2 separate regions of the Homo sapiens genome follow, and region 2 is linked to region 1. Evidence: chromatin loops called from intact Hi-C (ENCODE). Cell type or tissue: PC-9. All regions are shown on one strand. Each heading gives the region's core, and the rest is flanking DNA. Links, peaks and the distances in the headings are about the cores only. Region 1 has its middle 9.6 kb from the start of LINC02038. Region 2 has its middle 57 kb from the start of LINC02026.

Region 1 (7,169 bases), core at 653-5,652:
TGTCAGCTTAGAGCCAACACCTAGTAATTGCTAAAAGGCATAGTAATTTTCTCTTTCCAAATACATATCCATACTGATAGATGTCCTCAACTTCCTTTGGGAAATGCTGGAAAAAAGATTTACTGTATAAGTTTTGGGCCAAGTAGTAGATTCCTTCCTGAAGGGATCCACTCCCCTTTCATTTGAATAAGAACTGGCTGAAGTCTCAGAATTAATTAGGGATGTCATGATTCTCTATTGTGATCATCACCTCTTTCACCAGACCCAGACCTTTTCAACTTACGTAAATCAAGTAAGACTTGAGTAGGCCACACATCTATTTCAGTTTCAGGGACACCATGATCAACCTTCTGCAGATCAAACCATTCCAGTTAATGTTTTGGCTCTGCTGTTCATTACAGTAACTACCTCATGTCTGGTGATTGAGTGTCTTCCAGTTGGCTTCTGATACCTGGGCATCCCATCATCCCCGTGAATTTGTGGAGTGCACTTAAGTGGCAGCAGTTTCCGTGTCATTCCTGGTTATAGTTACTACGTACCATAGGCTCTTTACAGATACTGGGGCTTCTCTTTTGGTCTGTGTACCATATCTCAATACCTTCATGAAGGGAGTGTCTTCTGGCCCCTCCTGGGGACATAATTAGAAAGTGATAGGCAAGCAGGCCTCACATAATAAATCTACCCCAGCATTTTGGTCCCCCTAAGCATTTGGGTACCTTTCTCCATATCAAGAAAGTTCTAGTATTTCAATTGCCCTAGGTATAAGCCACCATTTTGTCTAGGTTTTAGTCAATGAACCAAACTGTTAGAATCACTCTAAGTTACTCAATGTAATACACTGAATCCAGAATCTCTTTCCAGTGTACCTGTATTGAAATCTTTGGCCTGGTCCAGCATTATCTTCCTCTTTCCCTGATTCAACATCATTAAGATCCATTTCTAAACATGTTTCTCAGGTTTCTGTGACTATGAATGGAAAAAGCTTATAATTCTTTTGATGTATATGACAGTTTCACATGGATCACACTTTAAACTTTAACCCCTGGAGCCTGCTGAAACTTGAGTCTAGTTATAGGTCTAGAAGCAATGAGAAGAATTGAGAGTAGGTAGGTCTTAAGGAGAATCAGTAGTTTCTTGCAAGGCACCTCTGGTCATTTGTTCTGGTCCAGGCTCGGTGAAAGGCCATTGCAGTTTCTTTAGGCAAGGTGAGCTCATTAGCTAGGAAGGGAGTGCTTCTACTACTGGCAAAAAAGGCTCAGCAAAATTCAAGTTCTAGCTCCCAGCTTCATCTGAATCTGCCCATATGTCTACCCCAATGCTCAGAACCACACTTCTTCCTAATCAATGTGCTAATTTTACCATAAGATACTCTGTGAGGTTGTGATTTCAGTTTGCATAATTCTTCCCAAAATTAGACCTTGGGTTTGATTTTCAGAAATATTTGCCCTATAGCCACAGGAACTAAAGATTTCCCTTAGTTAGTCTTTGTATTGGGAACTTAGTCATAATTTTTTTTTTCTCCAAGTTCTTCAGTAACCTAGAAGCTACCTATCAACATCTGTATCTTCCTTATTTTTGCTGAAATATTGTACAGAAGCAACTACTTGGTTATCCAAAGCCCTGCCTTCTATAGGCACTTAATTACAGGTATTTATAGGTGATAATGTAATTAACTCTTTTGTTACCACCAGGTCCCCTTTACTACTGGCATCAGAGTCATTAACGCTTTTAAATATAATCAGATCAGAGAGCCAACTCCAGAACCAATTCAGAGAACTCATCCTTTAGGTTTTCTTGCTCATGGTTTCATCAGGGAGGCAGAGTCACTCTTAGTGATATGAAATAATTTCCCATAGCAATTAGACTTCTCACAATAGTGGGAGAAGGATGCAGGAAGATAAGCTGGACCTGATACAGGAGAGATCAAGGGCAACCTGGAACCTTTCCCTGTCTTTCACCACAACTAACCCTATAGAAGAGGTATGTGCCCTTTACCATAGGGGTGCACACACACCTGAGCCAAAACTCAGCAGGAGCTGAGGGGAGCTGCAGAACTGGCCGCTGCTCCATGCTAAGGAGGTAAGCAAGTAGGTAAATGCTGGTGTCTGTTTGTGTTCATGAGCTGTGATGGCACCTGTAGCCCTGCACCAACCTTCAAGTGTTGTGATGGTTGGTCTGCTTTCCAAATCTCATGCCAATTTCTCTTATGGCCAACCATAACGAGGGCCATAGAAAGAAGGAAAAATCTGGGAAATGTCCTTTGGGCTTAGGTAGGCTGACTCAGTACGGAACCACCAGAGCCGTCACTGTTTGGTACTCTTACGTAAGGAACTCAAGATTTAACCTAAGAACCAGTACCTAGAGGGAGAGGGTAAGAGAGAGGGATGGATAGGATCCATGTAAAAATTGGGTTATGAATTCGCTTAAATTAAGACTGTATGTGAGATTGTACCCAAAAGATCAGGATCAAGAAAGCCAGAGGGGAGAGCCGGCTTTGCTCCAGAACATTTCTGTATTTGACAGTGATGATAGTAACCCACCATGGCATCACAGAGCTTTGTGGTTTGCAAAGTGCTCTCACATGCATCATTTCATTTGGAGTGGATTGACCTTCTGCTTCATTCACTAAATACTTATTGAGTATTTGTCCTATGCCAGGAACTGTGCTAGGCATTTTGCATATCCTGTCTCCAAATATATTAATATCTCCTTTATATTTCACTATATCTCTGTGACAGAGATATCACTGTCATTTTACAGATTTTAAAAGTATGGCTATAATGTTGGAGATACAAGACCCTAATGGGAATATAAGATAAATAGAACTTTGTCCTTGCTCTCAAGAACAGGGGTTGGTAAACTTTTTCTATAAAAGGACAAGTGACAAGTAGTTTAGGCTTTGTGGTTCCTATTACAACTACCCAACTCTGAAGCTGTAGAGAATGCAGTCATAGCCAATATAAAAATGAATGTGCATGGCTGTGTTCCAATAAAACTTTATTTACAAAAACAGGCAGTGGGATAGATTTTGCCCATGGGTAATAGTTTACCAACCCCTGAACTACAAGGGCATAGGCTAAAGGAGAGACTACTAATTAAAACAACTCATGATGAGACTATGTGGTAAAGGAGTCTATACGAAGGGCTGTGAAGGCAGAGGGTGTAGCTGGCTGGGGAATTTAGTGAGGCAGGGCAGCATTTCTAGAATCATGACCTCTGTGGTCCATATTTCCAGGTCACTGCCATCCATGAACCAGGAAATGGCTTGCAGACAAATGCAGGGTGGGATCTGGAGCTTATATCTTATCAGAACCTGTGTCTCCTTCCTGAGCTGTCTTCCTGTGAACTGGGCCTGTGGTGTGGGGGTTGAGGTTCACTGTCTGCTTTCCCCTCGTGTATCAGCCAGCCCTTATACTTCCTAAAACTCAGCGTCCCTTATCCTTATCCACAGCACAGAAGCTGTGGGCTTGGCCTGACACAGCCCTAGAATGATACTTCCTTGTATGCCAGCCTCAACTTCTTCTGACCTGCAGCTTGCAAACAACACATTCCTAGTATGTGGTTATTAGCCTACTCCTCCTAGAATGCCCTCTAGATCTGGTTCCTGCCTGAGGTATAAAATCATGCTTGTGGTTGAACTTACAGGTGGACTTTACAAGAAGGCTCAGGACAGGGAAGAACACTATAAAACAACAAAAACTGCCTCCAACTGGAAAGCAGTGTGTAGGGAGGGTTTGAGCAGTGACTAGATGACCATAGGAAGGAGAAGTTCTAATATTTAAAAAGTCCTTGGGCTTAGGAGTCTTTCTGTCCCACAGTCCTATTTAGCTTTGTGATAGCGGACAAATTTCTTGAGCTCTCTTGACTTAGTTTCATGATTTGAAAACAGAGAGTTCACATCTCTCATAGGGCTGTTGTGATAATTAAATGAGAATTCCATCCAGTTTCCAGCAGGCACTATCCTGGCACACAGTTGACTCAAGACAGTATTAGAGAAAGACTCTGACATCAGATGGGGTGGGGTGGCCAAGTTGGGCGAAATAACTGAGGTCTGTGGTTTACTTTGATATATAAATCTAACAAGAATTCCTTTCTTTAACTTACATAAAATTCTTTCATTAAATCTCAGAAACAAAGGGATGTAACCTAAGGAGATCTCTTTGTGAGCACCCTAAGATTGGACATAAATGAAGAAATATTTATTAACACAAAAGAATTTCATTTGGAGGAAAAAAAACCATTGTAGGAATTTTTTCTGCATAACAGTTTTCATGCATACAAGTCATTTGGGATTCTAACCAAGTGTTTCCATTTCAAACTGAATAAAGTTTTACTTTGTAAATGTCTATATTAACAAAGCTTTCATTGAGGTTCGGAGAGGGGGCACTTAAAAATGTTTGCCAACCCCCCCATTAAAAAGTATATATTACTCAATGAAGTGGTATAGAAATAGATATCTATTTCTTTAAGTCCTACACAAAATAAAAGCATCTAACTTTGTGGGCAGAGGGAGGTCCAACTTTTTGTTTTCTTAACGCAGATGGAAAGAATCCCAAGAGACCAGTGAAGCAAGAAATTATCAAAGCTGCGGTATTTACGAAGTCACTTTGTGCCAGTGCCCCAGCAAGCTGCCACCATGGCTGCCAAGCCCTGTCACCCTTGCTGATCAGTACAGAGAGGGGCTCGCTGCGCTGGGTAGAGGAAGCAGGAAGTTTGCTGAACTCAGACGGAAGAAAAAGGATTCCTCTGGAGAATCCCAGCAGGTGGGAGAGCCGCTCTGCAGAGCGAGGCTCTTTTGACCCAGAGTACACACAATAGAGCCCTCTTAGGAGAGAGATTTTTTTCCACAGGTTTCTTCTTGGCCCTCTGGATTTGTTCTAAGCTGGCTTTCTGTGTGTGTGAGTTGTCTTGGCCTTTCTGGTTTTCTTTCCCTTTGGAACTTTCAGATCTTTCCATTGTGCACGATGTCCCTGTGAAAAGGCCTGAGTCACTCGGCCTCAAACTTTGCAGCCCCAAACATTCCCTCTTTGAATTAAGGTCACCTGTGTATGTCTCCCCACTCGGTAGAGGAAAGGGCACTTCATCGCCCTGGCCCTGGGCCCAAGGACCCCCTTGGGAGCATTGTCGAGGGACTTTTTCAGATGAGAGGCTTTCTGTAAAAGACTGACAGGGACTTCTTAGGACAGATGACCTTTAAATATATTTTCCAATTCTGATTCTGGGATTCTAAAATGGTGTGTGGACCCCATACAATGTCATTTGAGCAGGAGCAGACAGAACTGGAGATAACTCAAAGGAGATGTTAGAGCTGCCTTTAAGATCCTTGGAATACAGAAACAAGAAAGACATTAGTCCTAGGATATGTGATCTCAGAAGGCAGAAATTTTGGCCGGAGTTTTATGACAGGATGGGAGTTTACAGTTGATCTAGGAAAGGAATCCTGATTTACCAGTCAGATCTGCTGGAGTAAAGCCCAAAGACCTGGTTTTGAATGCTCACCGCTGCCTAACATCTGTGTGACCCTGGGCTACTGACCTGACTTTGCTGAGCCTGTTTTCCCATAGGCCAAACAGTGATAAGGCTTGCCTTGATTCTGCCATCCGGCTATTGTGAAGAGGAATAGGATAAGAGAAAGTGCTTGTAAATTCTGAAGTTCTAAAGATTTAATCCTACTGTCCAACTCCCCTGTTTGATGGAGTAGATAACCAGAGAATGGAGAAGTTAAGAAACTTACATGAGAGCACACAGTATTGATCTAAGGTAGTAGCTGATAAGGCCTCACATCTACAAGAGATAATATATTGATCCCTAGCAGCTCCAGGATAAAAGGCTTTTGGGGGGGCCTTGGGGCCATGACGCAGCCCCAACTTCCCACTGGAGTTTCATCTCACTCTTAATTTTATTTTCTGATTATGAAAATTATATGTGCTCACTGTGTGGAACTTGTATAATACAAAAAGCACAAAGTAAAACATGTTAAAACATTTTAATAATTCTGCTATGTGGACATATCTACTGTTGAAATTAAGATATATAACCTTTTAGCCTTTTCTCTGTGCATGTACATATTTGAACATAATTGGAATATTTCATGCAAACTTTTGTATATTGACTCCTTTTTCACCTGATGGTTTGTTGTACACTTTGCCATTAAAATTCATTAAGCAGTATCAAATGCATAATTTTCCACTGTGTAAGAACATAACAGCTTGTAACAAGTCCTCTACTGTTGGACACCGAGGTTCTTTCTTGTTTGCTACAAACAAATGTGTTGAACATTCTTACCTGTGAGTTGTTGTTTTCCTGGCCTGTCTTTAACTCCCAGCACCTTTCATTCAGTCCAGGTAGCTGCCCACATGTTAAGAAGCGGGATCTGAAGGAAAACCTGCATAAGGCTCTACATCAAATGCTGAAAGTGCTGCCCCACCAACAAGCAATGCTTCCTATAGGTTCCCTGGGGTGATTTTGGCCATTCTCTAAAACTCTGAGTTTCTTGTCTTCTGCAGAGACTCACAAATGTTTGTTTGCCCCAAAGTGTTATAGGTTTATCCTGATAATATGTGCAATACGATATACAGCTGAGGCCCTAAGCCCTATTAAAATATCTTAAGGTATTTTATTTAAACATATATATTTTACATGAAGTTTTTATTTTTGCCCTGTGTTGCTTTCAGTGATGCTTAGGGTAATGAAGTTTCACTTTTCTTTCCTGATGTAGGTTTCTGATTGGACATGGGTCCATGTCCTTGTGAAGTCTCCTCCTCCTGAACCTGCCCTGCTCTGTGACTTGCTTTTGACCACCAGCATGCTGCAGAAGTGATGCCGTGTGACTTCTGAGTGGGTCATAGGAAGCCTTGCAGTGTGGCCTGGGTCTTCAGGAATGCTTGTTTGAGGAAAACCACTGTCATGTAAGAAGTATGGCTACCCTGAGACTGTCATGGTGTGAGGACTCCTAAATGAGTCACATGTGGATGGCCACCTATTCAGGCCTCAGTTCTTCCAGCCATTGCGACTGTGGCCCACGCATGTGGGGGAAGAGGCCATTTTTCACGCCCATCCCAGTTGAGTCTTTAGATGATCCCTTCCTGGGCCTCCAGCTGACTGTAACCAGACTCCAGGCAGGAACCACATAGGAACTGAACCCAGTCAACCCACAGGCTGGGGAGGAT
Region 2 (7,169 bases), core at 994-5,993, 93 kb before region 1:
GCTAATCTCTCATTCAGAAATGCTCCTTTGGGGAGTGGTTCCCTTCCATTTCAGAAGGACCTATCTCCCTTGACTGCCCCTGGGAAAGAGTAGATGTTTTCAATGCTTCCATCGTGTGCACTGTGAACTTCTCCAAAATAGTTCTTTCAAAGTAAGGTTTTGGGTGAACATAAATGAGAAACTCTAACTCCCCAGGGGAAAATTTACCATAAGAACTCAGGCTTCGGCCTCAGGTAATATTGAATCTGGGTTTCCAGCAGTGAGATTGAGAATGTGAGGCATGCCAGCAAGACAGACCCGTCCTGATTCTGCTGCGAGGCCCGGCTGGAGGCCCACCCAGTCTGTCTGAAGTTCCCAGGTTCGTTCTGGGGAGTCCTCTGAGAAGGGTTTCTCAACCTCGACACTACTGGTCTTCTCATCAGTTGCAGGGACACGAGGAAGCAAGTTATATAGTTTGTTTATAATAGAGTAGTTACTATAGGTTTGGAATCAAAGATATGAGGTCACACCCCAGCTTCCATTGCTCAATTTTCTCACCTGTTAAATGCGGATAATATCACTCACCTGAGAGAGTAGTTATGAAGAATAAATGTGGTAATGTGTGCAAGTGGCTATTTATCAAATGCCTGGCACATAGTACATGCTAACTAAATGGTACGTTTACTACTTCCTAATGTGGACTTTTCAGAGAAGCGTGTGGATGGGGGCATTAATATTTAGGGAGCACTCTCTTTATAGTACACCTCCTATGATTGCTTACATGGAAAGCAGGGAGAATAGACCCTTTGCTCCTCAGGTGTGGGCCAGCTGTCAACTTAAGGCGATGCTGGTACCTGGCACCAGAGGCTGAGTGTGGAAAAAATGAATGCTACCTGTTCCCTTTTCTTAGCTGTAATGCAAAAAGGCTAAAATGTTCTATTCTTTAGTGATCTCTTCATTGATTCTTAATTGAGGTAGTTACTGTGACATGCTTTGGCAGCTGAGATTATAGCTTGAAGTTTATGAAGAGAAAAGACTTTTATCTTCACTTATGGCTGAGTCTTGGATCTTACCAAGTTGCCTATCCAGGTTTGGTGGTCAGCAGCCAAGCTGCTCCCCATGCTTCTTCCCCTAACTACCAACATTCCTTCACAACCCTCAGCATTCAGAACTCAAGCTCTCAAAGCCTGGGCGAGAAATCCTGAATTATCCTGTTGGTCAACTTAGGTAAAGTGAGAATAGTTAGAAAACGTAAATGAGTGAAACAGAAGGAAAAGACAGTGAAATAACCATTCATTGATTAATTCCACAACCATTTGGTACCATACATACTGCATGCCAGCTACTGGTCATGGTGCTAAAGTTACAAAGATGAACAAAACTCAGCCTCTGACCTCAAAAATATAGTGGCTGCTTTTTGTTCTGGGTGCTGGTTGAAATTTGAAAACATTTGGCTGGTTGTATACTTAAGATTTGGGTGGTTTTTGATGTATGATATTCTTCATACATTGTGTGTTTAGTGGCAGACACAGACACCAGAACAGGTGATTCTAAGTGCTAGTTACAGATACACCCAGGGCATTGTAGGAGAATAGGGGTCCAGGTGGGAGAAGCATGTTGGGTCCTGGAAGAGATGCTAGCATAAGCAAGGTTATGGAGGAGAAAAGACACCAGGGCAGGAAACTAGGAAGAGCCCCGTGTTGCTTGGCACATAAACTGTGAGGCAGGAAATGATGAGCATGGAGGGTTGAAGAAGGACTGGGGGTTTTATGTCTATGGAGGGTAGACTCTATCAGGTGGACAATGGGGAGCTCTGGGCAGGTGTCAGCCAAAGGGAGGAAGTGGTGAGATGTGCATCTTAGACACAGTTGGCAGAGGTTGGCTCAAGGCCAGGGGCACTTTTAATCCCATTGCCATTTTCCAGATGAGAGATGGGTGACAGCTTGAACGAAGATACAAAATTTCATGCATAATATGCATGTACACACACACATACTCACACACATCTCCAACGGCTGCAATAAAAGAAGATTTTCATATACCATACGATTCTACAGAAAATCCCATTTGAGTCTGGCAGACATAAAGGTATAATTGTCTAAGAGGAACTCATTTATCTCTTAAAACTTTTAATATCTCAAGATTCGGAGTGTGAGTTCAATGTCTCCTATGTCAGATATAAGCAGCACACATGAGGGCTGGGTGCGGTGGCTCATGCCTGTAATCTCGGCACTTTGGAAGGCCGAGGCAGGTAGATCACAAGGTCAGGAGATGGAGACCATCCTGGCCAACATGGTACAAAAGTACAAAGGTACTAAAAGTACAAAAAAATTAGCTGGGTGTGGTGGCATATGCCTGTAGTCCCAGCTACTTAGGACGCTGAGGCAGGAGAATCGCTTGAACCTGGGAGGCGGAGGCTTCAGTGAGCCGAGATCGCGCCACTGCCCTCCAGCCTGGCAACAGAGCCAGACTCCGTCTCAAAAAAAAAAAAAAAAAAAAAAACCACATATCTTGTATCTTTTGTATTTTTAGGGGGGAAGAAATTTGGGAGGAAGTCATTTTTTATTCTCTCAGTGGTTTATTTGCTGCTTGTCTCATCTTTGAAATATTTTCTGTTATCTACTTTACTGGCGAGACTCTAGTCCAGGGAGTGAACACTCTGGCTTAGCTCATCTTTTCCACCTTTAGCTATTCACTTCTTTTCTCATATGTTCCAGAAGAAACTCCCAAGTAGCAAAATTGATGAAGAGACTTTATCGCCTCTGCATAACCCCAGATTGCCTGACGTGTTTTCTCATGTCTTGTTCTTTTTTTCCTCGCTCTTGTCCTCCAGGTTTGAGTGCAATGGCTTGATCTCGGCTCACTGCAACCTCCGCCTCCCAGGTTCAAATGATTCTCCTGCCTCTGCCTCCCAAGTAGCTGGGGTTAAGGTGCCTGCCACCACACCCGGCTAATTTTTGTATTTTTTAGTAGAGATGGGGTTTCACCATGTTGGCCAGGCTGGTCTCGAATTCCTGACCTCAGGTGATCCGCCCGCCTCAGCCTCCCAAAGTGCTGGGATTACAGGCATGAGCCACTGCGCCTGGCCACATCCTGTTTCTTTAAAACAGAAGGCTGAAAGGTCTAGCCATCTATCCAAGAACAATGGCCAGCCCCTCTGTAGGCAGGCTCTGAGAGAGACGTCGATGATGCCAGACTCTCAATGGGGAGGGTAAGTTTGTGAGTGTGGACAGCGGTCTCATCGGCTGCAGGGAATTTTGAAAGAGGGATGGGGGACTGCAATGACTCACTATATTCTTCAAAGCCTTGCCTGTACACCAGGTGTAGGAGAGAAGAGGAGGTGGTGACAAGTACATGTGGTCATCTATCCAAACTCTCATGTTTCAAAGGAACATTAATTTCATTGTCCCCAGAGAGGAGAAGTAAATAATGAGGTATTGTCTAAGTCAGGTTGTTTCCTGCTGGAAGCTAGAATTCTGCAAAGTGTTGGACTTCGATCTAGACTTGGCTTTAGGTCTGTATGAGCCACTTGTGGGGAGCGTGGCTTTTGGCAAGTTACTTTACCTCTTGAAAACCCATTTCCTCTTTGTAAAAATGGGATAATAGAGCATGTCTTTTTGCCTTTAAAGGTTATGCAACATGCACTCATATGTTAATTGCTGCACTGTTCACATAGCAAAGACAGGGAATCAACCTAGGTGCCCACCACTGGTAGATTGGATCAAGAAAATGTGGTACATATACACCATAGAATACTACACATCCATAAAAAGAGTGAAACCATGTCCTTGCAGCAACATGGATGCAGCTGGAGGCTGTTATCCTAAGTAAATTAATGCAGGAACAGATAATCAAATATTGCATATTGTTTCTTAGGCGTAGGAGCTAAACACTGGGTACTCGTGGACATCAAGACGGTAATAGAAACTGAGGACTACTGGAGGGGGAGAGGGGGACAAGGGTTGGAAAACGAACTATTGGGTACTATGCTCAGTACCTGGGTAACAGGGTTAATTGTGTCCCCAAACCTCACCATCTTGCAATATACCCAGGTAATAAACCTGCACACGTACCCTCTGAATATAAAATAAAAGTTGAAATTATAGAAAAAATAAAAAAATAAAAAAGACTGTGAGATATTGGGAATGGAAATATTTTGGACATTGAAGAGTGCATTTTGAAAATAATGCTCTAATGTGAGAATTTTCTCCCGAGCGTTAACGAACTCACCACAGAGGCAACCTTGGTTATAGTGAAGGGGTCTGAGGAACAAGGAGAAAGTACACAAGATGCTCCCTCAAGGAGGCAAGAGTATACAACAACGTCTTGATTGATTATCCATTTTAGAGAGATCTATGGTAAATGCTCACGGGCTTTGTCTGGCCCCTCCGCATACCTCTCTCTTTGCAGAGTTTTGGAAACTCATTTCCACCCTCGCCAAGGCAAAAACACACTGGAAAGTGAAGCTGAGATTCAGTCATATTAGAAGGGGGCACTGGCCTCAGTACCCCCACCTGGGTTTGGGTCTCAGCTCTGCCCTTCTCTCCCTGCAGGCACCCGGGTAGGAATCTTCCCTCTCCGGGCCTCCGTTTCCCATCCGTATGTTGGTTAGAATATTATTAAGGTCCTTTTCAGCACTTGAAATGGATTCTGTGCTGTCCCAAGGCATCCAGTCAATCCCAGCTTCTAGTTGCTGCAGTGACTGGGTCACTGGTGCAGCATCTCCGGTCCACTCACAGCAGCAGTCAGGAACTTATGTTGCTGTGCTGATTTTCTGGTCCTCGTCCTGTTTCCTCACAGTGGCATGACGGATCGGACATGCCATGCGACTGCATGGTGGCTCAGCTTTCCTGGCATGCAAGAACGTGCAGGGTGCATACAGATGCCATGTTTTCTAACCATCGCAACTTTGAGGAGGCAGCAGGAGATGAGGCTTAGGAGGGAAGTGATTGCTCTACACAGCAACCCACGGTGGTGGGAAGAGGGGTCAATTGTAAAGTTGTAGGCCACCGGCTGAGACCTGCTGAGTGATGAGCATTACTCAGAGAGTGGGTCCAGTTCCCATTTTAGACCCAAAGTAAACTCTCCAGGCTCTGTTGTAGTTGGCTAATGGCAATCCCCAAACCACAGGCTCCAGAGATATGAGCCAGTGTTCCAGGAGAAGCCACCCGCAGGAGAGGGGAGGATGAAGGGAGAGAGCCTGGCTCAGAGTCCTGTGCTTTGGGGACTGATTGCTTCAGATGGAGGCATAGTGCCTCCTTTAGTTCAGGGTTCAGTGCTAAGATCTCAAGCAAAATCCAATCCACGTTCACAGATGCGCATATGGGAAGGGTGTTGAACTCGTTCTCCCCAAAGTCAACATCAAGAGAACCGAGGGACTGGTGGAGTCACTTGGAAGTTCTTCATTCTTTTTTTCTCAAGCTCAGAAAGACCAGCATACCACTTAGAGGCTTGGTTTGGACAGCTCTCCAAACCCCTGGTCAGATTGCTCTCTTGCAGCTAAAACACAGGGTTAGCTGAATTTTCTTCCAGACTTCATTGCAAACGATTATCTTGGCATATTATCTGTAACATTTCCTTTGGAGAGTTCCTCCATGTTAGAAAACAAAAAGTTTGCCATACCCTGTGAATGACTGAATTAAGAAGTAAAACCTCAAATCAGTCAAGATGCATGAAGATTTGAGTGACTTGTGAGCATGAATTACATGACAAAGACCTCATGAGGATGCCACGGCTAGGAAAGACGAGACCGTAGGATAATGTCGATCTGGATGCCTTTGCGACTTGTGAAATCTGAGAGCCCCACCTTGACGAGTCACCTGTGCAATCCCTTGCCCTAAGGTACGATCATACTTGAATCCTCAGTCTTCAGACTTTGTAGTCCTTGAACACACATGCACAGAAAATACACATTTGTATGCAATATTGCACCCTCCCCCATAACTCACTGCAATTAGGAGTTGAATTCCCCAGTTTGCTGGACTAAACTTCGAGACCCAGCAACAGGGGCTCTTGAGAAGGAAAAAAGGAATTCCACACTGGTGAGGTTAGGGCTGCAGCCTTTGAAGCGAGATGGCTTCGTGGAGGCTGCCTGCTTTAGAAACGGCTGGGTCCTGACGCTCTCAGGGGGGAGCTGGGAGAAGCGGCGTGGAGAAAACCACTCAGAAGCCCGGAAGACTGGAGCGGGCGCTCGCGCGGGGCTGGGATTTGTGTAGTGCTGTGGGTTTTACCTTCTGAGCACCCCATCTGCCCTCTCACAGGCACAGCAAGGGCCCTATAGTTGCTCTATTCTCCACCCATCTCTGAAAACTTTCCTTCTCTGATGCTACTTCAAAGCCCCCTGGGAAAGCCAAGTTGCCAATTAAGCCTCTTTGAGGCAGGTTCTCATTCCTTCCCCACTAATTGAAATGTTACTCCTTTTACTAAACCCATAAACCACCCAAACACAACGGTCTTCCTCATTTGCATTGTAACAATGTCCCTAATGTGCTTCCAAGAGCTTTACGTAAAGGCGAACCTTTTCTCCTCTCCCTGTATGAACGGTCAAAAGCAATTCCGAGGCAAAGGCCTTCATTTCCATCCCCATACAGCTGCTCATTAGCTCAGGTGGAATAAATTCCTTTTATTCTGGATTCATTTCCCAGGATGATAATGTCTTTTTTGTCTCAGACCAGTGTTCCCAAACTAGGCCTTAATTGCTGATAGTAATTGAGTTAATACATATTTACAGCAGGGTAAGGTTAAAGCAGTTCTCCTGTAGTTTTACTGGAGACATTTGATTTAACCTGCAATAAAATCATTAACAAGTTGTTCAGTGTTCATTCCGTCTGTCCTTTATCTTGTCTGCTCCTTGGGAAAGCTGGGTGAAGGCAGATGGCTTTGGCGCAGGCTCAGCTCTCAGGCTGCAGAGACGAGAGTGCCCAAGTCTCACCTCCTCACCTCCGGGTCCTCCTGTATTCAGAGAGAAGGACCTCTCCCACTGAAAGCAGATAGCCCGGGGCAAGGCTATGCAGCTCCCCAGGCGTCCAGCCAAGGAGCGCAGGCGGGAGGATGAAAGCCCATCAAAGCCACAGGGCTGGGCCAGGCTCTTGAATCAGCTCCCATCAGTAGCTCCGGCCCAAAGTGGCCCACAGGCGAGGCACCGAGCCGAGGTGTCAGGCAACGTGGTAGTCCTGGCCACTGGTGCATGC

The links. Peaks named below come from ENCODE experiments on the same cell type or tissue, not always from the same donor. Only the 100,000 strongest peaks of a DNase experiment are listed, where the experiment ranks them.
Region 2: a loop joins it to region 1, with 8 times the contacts of the local background. A loop is called at or near these places in 1 of 110 quality-filtered maps.

Annotation. Positions count from the first base shown.
Region 1 is chr3:193,849,989-193,857,157 of GRCh38, reverse strand. No RefSeq gene overlaps it. Among named protein-coding and RNA genes, the nearest start is that of LINC02038, 9.6 kb to the right of the region's middle. In PC-9, for the core only: no CTCF peak of the experiment used is centred there; DNase peaks (open chromatin) are centred at 3,197, 3,297, 4,647 and 5,457; H3K4me3 peaks cover 1,317 bases; H3K27ac peaks cover 4,461 bases.
Region 2 is chr3:193,943,289-193,950,457 of GRCh38, reverse strand. No RefSeq gene overlaps it. Among named protein-coding and RNA genes, the nearest start is that of LINC02026, 57 kb to the left of the region's middle. RefSeq lists enhancers at 6,298-6,948, 5,769-7,169. In PC-9, for the core only: no CTCF peak of the experiment used is centred there; a DNase peak (open chromatin) is centred at 3,257.